3 separate regions of the Mus musculus genome follow, and regions 1 and 3 are each linked to region 2. Evidence: chromatin contacts called from ENCODE POLR2A ChIA-PET data. All regions are on one chromosome and are shown on one strand. The core of a region is the stretch at or near the end of the contact, and the rest is flanking DNA. Distances in the headings are between cores, read along the strand shown.

Region 1 (2,700 bases), core at 114-2,613, 320 kb before region 2:
TTGACTGTCCTGGAACTAGCCTATCAGGCTAGCCTCAGACTTAGAGATCTGCCTGCCTCTGCCTCCTGAGTTTAATCTCTGCTGGGATTAAAGGTGTGGGCCACTACTTCCTGGCAAGAAATATTTAACTGTTTAACTGCAAACAGAACCTTTAACCTATAAGGGTATATATTCCTGTTTTGGTCTCACCTGATTTAAGTATTCAAAAAATTATAAGAAATACCTACATTTTTCTTACAAATGTAAGTTCTCTTTATTCCTATTTATAACATTTGGAAAGCATGCCCAAAACATCAAAACACATTTTACACTGGAGTCAGGTATGTATTTATCATACACACTTTATCCTAAGTTCTCTTATAATTCCATAAAACGTCAGAGATTGTAATATGGAAAATATTAACGGTCGGGTTTTGATCTGCTTCGCCATGTTAATCAATCTTCCAGGATCTATATCCCCACAGAAGCAATTCAACCACATTTAGGATAACCTTCAAATCATCTGCTCAAGTAGTCTGAGGGTCCTCATCTATTTCTTTCTAGTTGCTATTTATCTATGGATAGATCATTTTCCAGTTGCTAAACCCATCCCTCCACCTAGCCCAGGAGCAGCAGGACTTGTATTACCTGTTAGCACTCACATTCTTATTAACCGGCAGAAGTAGGTAAAATGGATAACCTGTAATAGGTGTGAATGGACTGAGACTTGCCTAAAGTTATTATACTGGTTTTCAGATTCAGGTAAGAGAGATTCTGTAACATGAGATGTCCTAAGACCCAATTCCAGGCCCTGGTCTTGCCCGAGGCCGTTCTTTGCATTCCATGGGACTTGTGTTCTGAGTCCTGCCTTTCTCGCCTCTGCCCCGACACACTTGGGCAGCTAACCCGCAGACTCCTGGGCATGCCCAGCTCTACCTTCCCCCGCCTTTAGCACACACAATGTCTAACTGGACGTTCTCTTTCGTCTAGTCCTCAAGCTTCCTCCAGGTAGGCCTCCCAAACGTATAGGTGAGCCCCCTGTCCAGATGATGGGATTCCTGCGAGGGAGAGTCCGGGGACCGACATGCCTAAGAGCCTGGCACTTATGGTGCGAATCCCGGCCTGGTTGCCTGTGGATCAGCAGAAAATTGGGGCCTTGGGCGAGTCTCTGGTACGCCTCATTAACGACCGAGGAGACGGAGAAGGGTACGGATTATGGTTTAGGGCTAGATGCAGCCGTAAGGGCCACCGTATACCAGGTCAGAAGCCAAACGAAAAGTCAAACACCCAGCGGGCAAGCTCGCGACGCGCCTCAGCAACGACACCGCCAAGTTCTCGTGGGAGGAGCGCGACTGGCGGCACTCTCGCGGGAAGTGGAAGCTCCCGCAAGCAGGCGGGGGGCGTGACCGGAAGAAGGTGTATTTCAAAGTGGTAATAGATGGTTTTCTCACCCAATAAAATTGCAATTTATCCTCCTAAACCGGTAGAGCACGGGAGAAAAGGCGGGAGAGGCCAATAAGGGCTGAGAAGGGCGGGCCGGTGCCGGACGAGCGGAAGTGGGTCTTCGTGAGGCGGTGGAGGCTTGCTTGAACGGGTCTCCTCAGCGGCGGCTGGAGTCGGTACGTCCTTGCCCGAGCTCATCAGCCGAGGCGTCTGGCAGCAAACCCCAGCTCCAAGTAAGGCTGGGCTCCGCAGCATGGAAGCGGCGGGGCAGGGCGGTGCGGGCGTGGAGCGCGGGCGGCCTCTCGGCCCGCACTGGGGTTGGTGGCCGCCCGCCTCTCGCAGAACCGCGCTTCTCCGGCTTGGGCCCTCTGCCGCCTCTTTCCCGGAGAGCACGCGGTTGTCGGAACATGGAGCGGCGCCGTCGTCGGAAGTAGGGAAATGTCTTGTGTGGGGGTATCCGCTCGCCAACCCGCGGCCTGGCCGGAGAACCTCTTTCGCCAAGTAGGAAGGGAAACTGAGGCTCGGCGAGGGTTGGGGGTCGCCCAAGGTCACTCTCGGGGCCGGGCGGGCGGATTGCAGAGAACCTGAGCGAGGTTTTTGTTCCTTGCTGATGACGCAGCCTTTGTGTGGTCGCGTCGCCGCCCCGCCTTCCGGAGGCCTGCGAGTTTGCTGGGGCACCCGGGCCGCGTGGCGGGCCGTATCTAAGTTGCGAGAGTGCCGAGGACGCTTGCGGGCTTTGGAGCTGAATGGGGTTTGGGCTTCCAGGAGCCACTTTTGGTTCTATCTATGGTTAGTCAAGCGGGCGATTGCGACCTCCATCCTTAGCCCGGTGCCTGCTCGGGCCCTTCCCTCAGGGCCACATCTGTACACAGGGATAGGAAACTTAACCTTTAACATTGTTCGCAGTGGACGCCATTGTCCACATTTTGATTAGGGCGGGGGAGGAGTCCAGATATGGGCGTTCCTGCTTTTTGTTTTTTTAAACTTTACCCCTGGGCGTTTTAAGCTTCAGTTTTTCGGTCTGCCGTTTAGTTTAGGTTGCCCAAGTAATTGGGGGAGCCCGAGGTTCACAAAGGCTGAGGTAGTCTGAGGTCTTTCAGCCTGCAGATTGACTCTTGTTCCTGACAATGGTGAGAGGGAACCTCTCTCCAGCCCAGACCCCACACACACCTGGTGCTTTTTCTTTTTAATGGTTGGAGAAAACACTTGCGTCCCGGTTTGCCTGTGAGTTCGATGTGAAATGAGTGGAAAGTTGTCTTGCTTACTAAGTACTTTGAA
Region 2 (2,700 bases), core at 21-2,520:
TACTCTTGAGATGGGGCCATAAGAACAAGGATGGAAGCTATGAGGTTATCCCCAAAAGGTACTATTCCAGTGACTTCCCAAGGGACAAGCTCATGAAATTCAGAGGAAGGACAATTTCCAAACATTCAAAGAGCATACTCTGTAAACCCTATCCACGGGACGAATACTGTCATGGTCAAAGCATACAGAGCAGTGGTACAGGGCAGCTCAGAGCTCAGAAGAGATTGACTCTTAGGCCCTAAAAGCTCCAAGAAGAGTCAAGAAGAATGTATACCTGGAAGATCCCAAGGAGGAAGGGTTTCCAGAGGAAGCGCATTCGATATCAAGCAAAGGAGAGGCAGTGTTATGCCTCAGTCCTGATCGTTTTGCTGGCTAGTTTAAGGCAAACTTGACACAAAGTATAGTCATCAGAAAGAAGGGAATTTCAATTGGAAAAAAATACTTTCATAAGACCGGGCTGCAAGCAAGCCCAAAGAGCATTTTACTAATTAGTGATTGACCGCGGAGGGCCCACCTATGTGCTAGCAGCGGTCCTAGGTTCTTTAAGAAAGCAGGCTAAGCAAGCTATAGAGAGCAAGCCAGTAAGCAGCACCCCTCATGACTTCTACATCAGCTCCTGCCTCTAATTTCCTCAATGATGGAAATATATAAGTGTAAGCCAAATAAATCTTTTTCTCCCCAAATGGCTTTCACTAGCCACTGGGCATAGTACGCAGAACCTGGGTAGAGCCTATCCCCTCACCTTCCTGATGGCACGAGCGCGGGACACCCCGGGCAGGCCCACATCGTGGCGCGTCTTCCTGCCAAGGATCTGGAACTTCTGCCGGTTGACTTTCACTTCAAATGGGTTTGGGTTAGTTTTCGCCGGGCCTCCGGACGCCCCTGCGGGCGCTTTGTGGACCTGCCTCCGCGCCCCAGTCCGCTTGGCTTTCCCCATGACATTCACTCCGCCACACTTTGGACGACAGTGCGTACAGACCAAGCAGTTCAAGAAACTCGTGCATAGGATGCTGATGTAAAACCACGCCCAGCTTCGTCTCGCGATGAGTGCGTCAGCTTCCCGTATTTCGCGAGAAGTACACAAGTCCTGGATGACACTAAACAGGCACTACAGTTTACTGGATTAAAGACTACAACTCCCAGGAGGCCACACTTCCTCGACTTCCTGGCGCTGGGCCTTATGGGATCTGTAGTGTCCCGAGAGCCGCCACAGTATCCTCAGACGCCGCCCCGAGGGGAGCTCTCGGGCTCCCTCTGGAGGAAAACCGTTAGCCGGGGCCCAGCTGTCTTGCGAGTTAACTGGCGGCTGCGGCTGCCGCTGCTGGAGCTGTCGCCGTCGCCGCTGGAGACCGCTCTCGAGTTTGTAAGCTCCTCGGTAGGGTAGGGCGCGGCGAAGGTTGAGTGCTGCCCAGGACCCGGCGCTGAGGAGAGAGTTACGCGCCCTGGGCCTGGGCGATGATGCTGAGAGGAGCTCGAGCTACCGCGCGCCGGCGCCGATAGCGGAAGCCCCTTGCCGGGACAGCAACAGAGCTGGAACCCGTAGCGAGCCTACCCGTGTCCCATCTCCGCGGCGACCGCGACGGCGACAGCGACGGCGACGACGGCAGCGCTCCTGTTGGCAGTTGTGGCGACCCCGGAGGAGGCGGAGGAAGAAGCGACAGAGACGGTCGCTGTCGCGGAGGGCCACCGTCCAGAAGCCGCGTTCCTCAAAGGACAAGGGATGCCCCGAGGCTTCTGCCGCGGGTTTAGGATCTCCTTCCCCGCAGCCTTCCCCGTCTCCATTGCCTCGACTCCGAAAAGTTCGACGTCGGAAACCGCGGCAGCGACGGCGCAGGACAGCGATCATGGAACTCGAGAACTTCGTGGCCAACAATCTGTTGCTGAAGGCCCGTCTAGGTGGGTGCACCCCGGGCTCCCCGTCTCCCCGAAGGTAGCGCCTCCTAGGAACTTTAACCTTGGAGAGAATCCTGATTCCTTGGTACCTTATTGTCTAATAAGGGAGTTTTGATTCTACTGGAACCAATTCTGGATTGGAGCTGCAGCTTAGCGGGTGTCAGTCAGTGATCCTGGGCTAACTTTTGTTGTTTTGAAACAGTAGCGCTAGCCTAACAGGCACAAGGGGCTGATTGAGTTCCATCTCACTCTCAGCGCTGCTAATCTGAAAGACAGAGTATGGAAAGTTATGCATTGCACACTTTCTAGGATTACCCAGGCAAAGGTTCCATGGGAAGTAGACGCTATTAAGAAGCTTCAGTGTGTTCACCTCACAGAATGTGAAGTATATTCTTTGAGAAAAACCAGTGAGTAACAGATGTTTTTGATTTTTCTTTTTGTTCCTTTTAAAAATTGATTTTAGCCGGGCAGTGGTGGCGCATGGTGGCACACGCCTTTAATCCCAGCACTCGGGAGGCAGAGGCAGGTGGATTTCTGAGTTGGAATCCAGCCTGGTCTACAAAGTGAGTTCCAGGACAACCAGGGCGACACAGAGAAACATTGTCTCGAAAAACCAACCAACCAACCAAACAAACAAAAAACCCCACAAGTCCATTTACGTTCCAAGTGATTTTCAGGAAGAAGAATCTTAATTGGACAATATAACTATTTTCAATATGGGAAGCCCTAACAAGAAACATTGTCAGAAATTTCTTATAGTGAGTGGTGTCCAGAATTGAATACCAAACTAAGGGCTTTGAAACCCCT
Region 3 (2,891 bases), core at 346-2,845, 450 kb after region 2:
CACTGATCAGTGGCCATGGTGGAGGTCCAGGAGACCACCAAGGCACAGAGTGAGGATGAAAGTCACCTGGATGTGCATGTGGAGGACTGGGGGCCACCTTCTGAGTGAAAGAGACCCCAGGATCTACGGACAGCAGACCACATTTCCCCAACAGTCTTCGACGGTACCTGCTAATGTCTTCGTGGCCCCATCCTCATCTTACTGGGTAATCCCAGGTGAAGCACACTCATCCCGTGGGCACACCCCTGGAGATGGCGGTCAGGGACAGCCAGCCTTTTACCCTAGATGGTTCCCACTGCTCCCATGCTCTTCACACAGCCACTCCCAGCTCTGCTCCCGGACCCTTCCCCCAGAAAGCTGAACTGCTTTTCCAGGCCACAGGGCTGTCCTAAACCTTTGCAGGCTGGACACTTGTCCCCCTCTTGCAGCAGTCTCTCAAAGACACTGGCTGGCCACTAAGCTGTCTGTGAGGCACCACTCCCCTTCCCCAGAAGCCAACCTCCCAACTACCTCTCCATCCAAAGTCTCCAGGGCCAAAGTTCTACACGGTTTTATTTTAAAAAATCACTTAGTTTGCAAATTATTTACTCTCCCCTCAAACTCAGGAATGTTTAAGCTGGAGGGCTAAAGGGCAACCCTCTGCAAGCTCTAGAGGAAGATAGTGTGGCTCTGAAAGAATACTTAAACAAAAGCCCAAGTCCTAGCCTAGGACTGTAATCTGGGAGGGGACCCAAGTTCCAGGCCAGCCCTCAGGCTCTGGATATCTCCATTTCAAAAGGAAGAGAGATTAGCATAGCTACTAAATCTAACTTCAGCATTCCCCAGACAGGGTGTAGTGTTTACCTATACTAAGGAATTCCAATCCCCTAAGGAACTGCTTTACCCAAATTAACCAGCTCCATTAGCAACTGGGGCTTCTGCAATCTCCATACAGTCTTATCTCAGGGCACCGTTTTTTTTTTTCTTTCATTGGAGTAAATACAGATAAAGAAAAGACTTCCAAGTCTGGCCCCATGTAGAAAGTGCCCCCCCTCCCCTCTACCTCCATCTGAATTGGCTCTTTGGAAAATTAGCTTTTTGGGCAGAGGTGTCCACAGCTAGGAAGGGTGGGTGTCACTCATTCTTTAGGGTCCCTAATTGCACTAAAGGCAACCACAGGCCCTTGACACCAGCACCAAGTTCCTTTAGGGCCTATGGGTCTCTTATTACAAGTGAGGTCAAGATGGCCCACCTGACATTTAAAGGGGGGCTGTACAAAGGGTAGGCCGTTCCCCGTCCCAGAGGTTATGTTGGCCTCTCAATCAGGGCCCTGCTCTCCTTCGCTCACACGCAGCACCTCGCCCCCATCCCCGCGCGTCTCCCTGGCCCCGCTCACCCGCTTGGCCTTCTCCCATAGCTGGTTCAGCTTCTCCATGCGGAACTCCTCCCCGGACTCGCGCTTGGCGGCCATCTCCGGCTCGTTCTTCTCTCGCGAGTACTTGCCGCCATGGCCTGCTATGGGCTGGGGCACAAGCATCAGCGGCAGCAACAACAGCACTAGCAGTTGGAGCCGGGGCAGCGTAGAGACCCTCTCTCTTCGAGGCGCCATCTTCCTCTGAAGCGCTAGCAGACTGACAGGACTGGGTCTTGTAGGACCGCCCATCTGTAGCCCCGCCCATCAACCGGTCTCCGCGAGGCCCCGCCTCCCTTCTCAATCCGATCCCGCCCACCCCAGGCCCCGCCCATATGACTGCCCACTTTTCGGTCTCTGGCTCCGCCCTGCCCAACACCAGCAAAGAGCAATTATCCCAAGGTATTTTCACGCTGGGGCTGCAAAATTCAGAGCTCACTAGCGGGGCTGTAAGGAGAAGCAGCTGGGAAAGCGCACTTATGCACCGCCCCACTCCTCGTAATCACACAAGAAGTGCGGCGGAAGATGATTTTGCCATTAAACCCGGGAGCAGCTATCTCAGCTCCGTCTTTGGGACACATCCCAGACACTTCCCCTCCGGGGTTTCTGTTTGGAAGGCTTTGTGCACTTGCCTAGTCTCTGCACCTGCAGCCCTGGAGAAAATCCAATGGACATAGTGAGGCCCAGCAAGCCTGTTGGGGACATGGCCTGGCCTGGTGACAACCTGGTGCTCGAGGAACCCAGGAGTCTGGTACAGGCACCAGCAGTTTGGGCCCAGGAGGGACAGGCAGAAGAGTCGTCTGGTAAGGATGACCAGTGTCTTAGTCAGGGTTTCTATTCCTGCACAAACATCATGATCAAGAAGCAAGTTAGGGAGGAAAGGGTTTATTCGGCTTACACTTCCATGCTGCTGTTCATCACCAAGGAAGTCAGGACTGGAACTCAAGCAGGTCAGGAAGCAGGAGCCGAGCAGAGGCCATGGAGGGATGTTCCTTACTGGCTTGCTTCCCCTGGCTTGCTCAGCCTGCTCTCTTATAGAACCAAGACTGCCAGCCCAGAGATGGTACCAATCACAAGGGGACCTCCCCACTTGATCACTAATTGAGAAAATGCCTTACAGTTGGATCTTGTGGAGGCATTTCCCCAACTGAAGCTCCTTTCTCTGTGATAACTCCAGCTGTGTCAAGTTGACACAAAACTAACCAGTACAACCAGAAAGGGTCTCCAATAGGGAGATACATGGAGGACAAGGGTAGGGGATATTTGGGGGGAGTGGTGCTTTTTTCTTTTTTTAATAGTTTTAAGCTGTATTTTGTGTTTCCACAAAAAGGGTTCAGTATATCTGGAACCCTGGTGGTTTGCAGACGTTAGCACCTGTTTTCTGAGATCTATTTTTGGTTTGGTTTGGTTAGCTCTGGTTATCCTGGCATTCACTATATAGACCAAACTAGCCTCAAACTCAGAGATTTGTATGCCTCTGCCTCCCAGATACTGGGATTAA

Evidence for each region. ChIA-PET counts read pairs that join two places held with the same protein, here RNA polymerase II (POLR2A).
Region 1: POLR2A ChIA-PET joins it to region 2 with 37 read pairs in embryonic stem cell. The contact joins the promoter of Rnf4 here to the promoter of Grk4 in region 2. POLR2A ChIA-PET finds 5 or more read pairs at or near these places in 4 of 5 experiments (Patski and embryonic stem cell).
Region 3: POLR2A ChIA-PET joins it to region 2 with 34 read pairs in embryonic stem cell. The contact joins the promoter of Lrpap1 here to the promoter of Grk4 in region 2. POLR2A ChIA-PET finds 5 or more read pairs at or near these places in 4 of 5 experiments (Patski and embryonic stem cell).

What each region holds. Positions count from the first base shown.
Region 1 is chr5:34,334,887-34,337,586 of GRCm38, forward strand. It overlaps Rnf4 (ring finger protein 4), which reads left to right and starts at 1,364. Exons shown (of 8, transcript NM_011278.5): 1 at 1,364-1,655. It also overlaps A830049F12Rik.
Region 2 is chr5:34,659,109-34,661,808 of GRCm38, forward strand. It overlaps Grk4 (G protein-coupled receptor kinase 4), which reads left to right and starts at 1,271. Exons shown (of 16, transcript NM_019497.2): 1 at 1,271-1,896. The coding sequence starts at 1,845. Nop14 (NOP14 nucleolar protein) reads right to left here and starts at 1,040. Exons shown (of 18, transcript NM_029278.2): 1 at 743-1,040. The coding sequence starts at 937.
Region 3 is chr5:35,104,104-35,106,994 of GRCm38, forward strand. Lrpap1 (low density lipoprotein receptor-related protein associated protein 1) reads right to left here and starts at 1,596. Exons shown (of 8, transcript NM_013587.3): 1 at 1,376-1,596. The coding sequence starts at 1,588.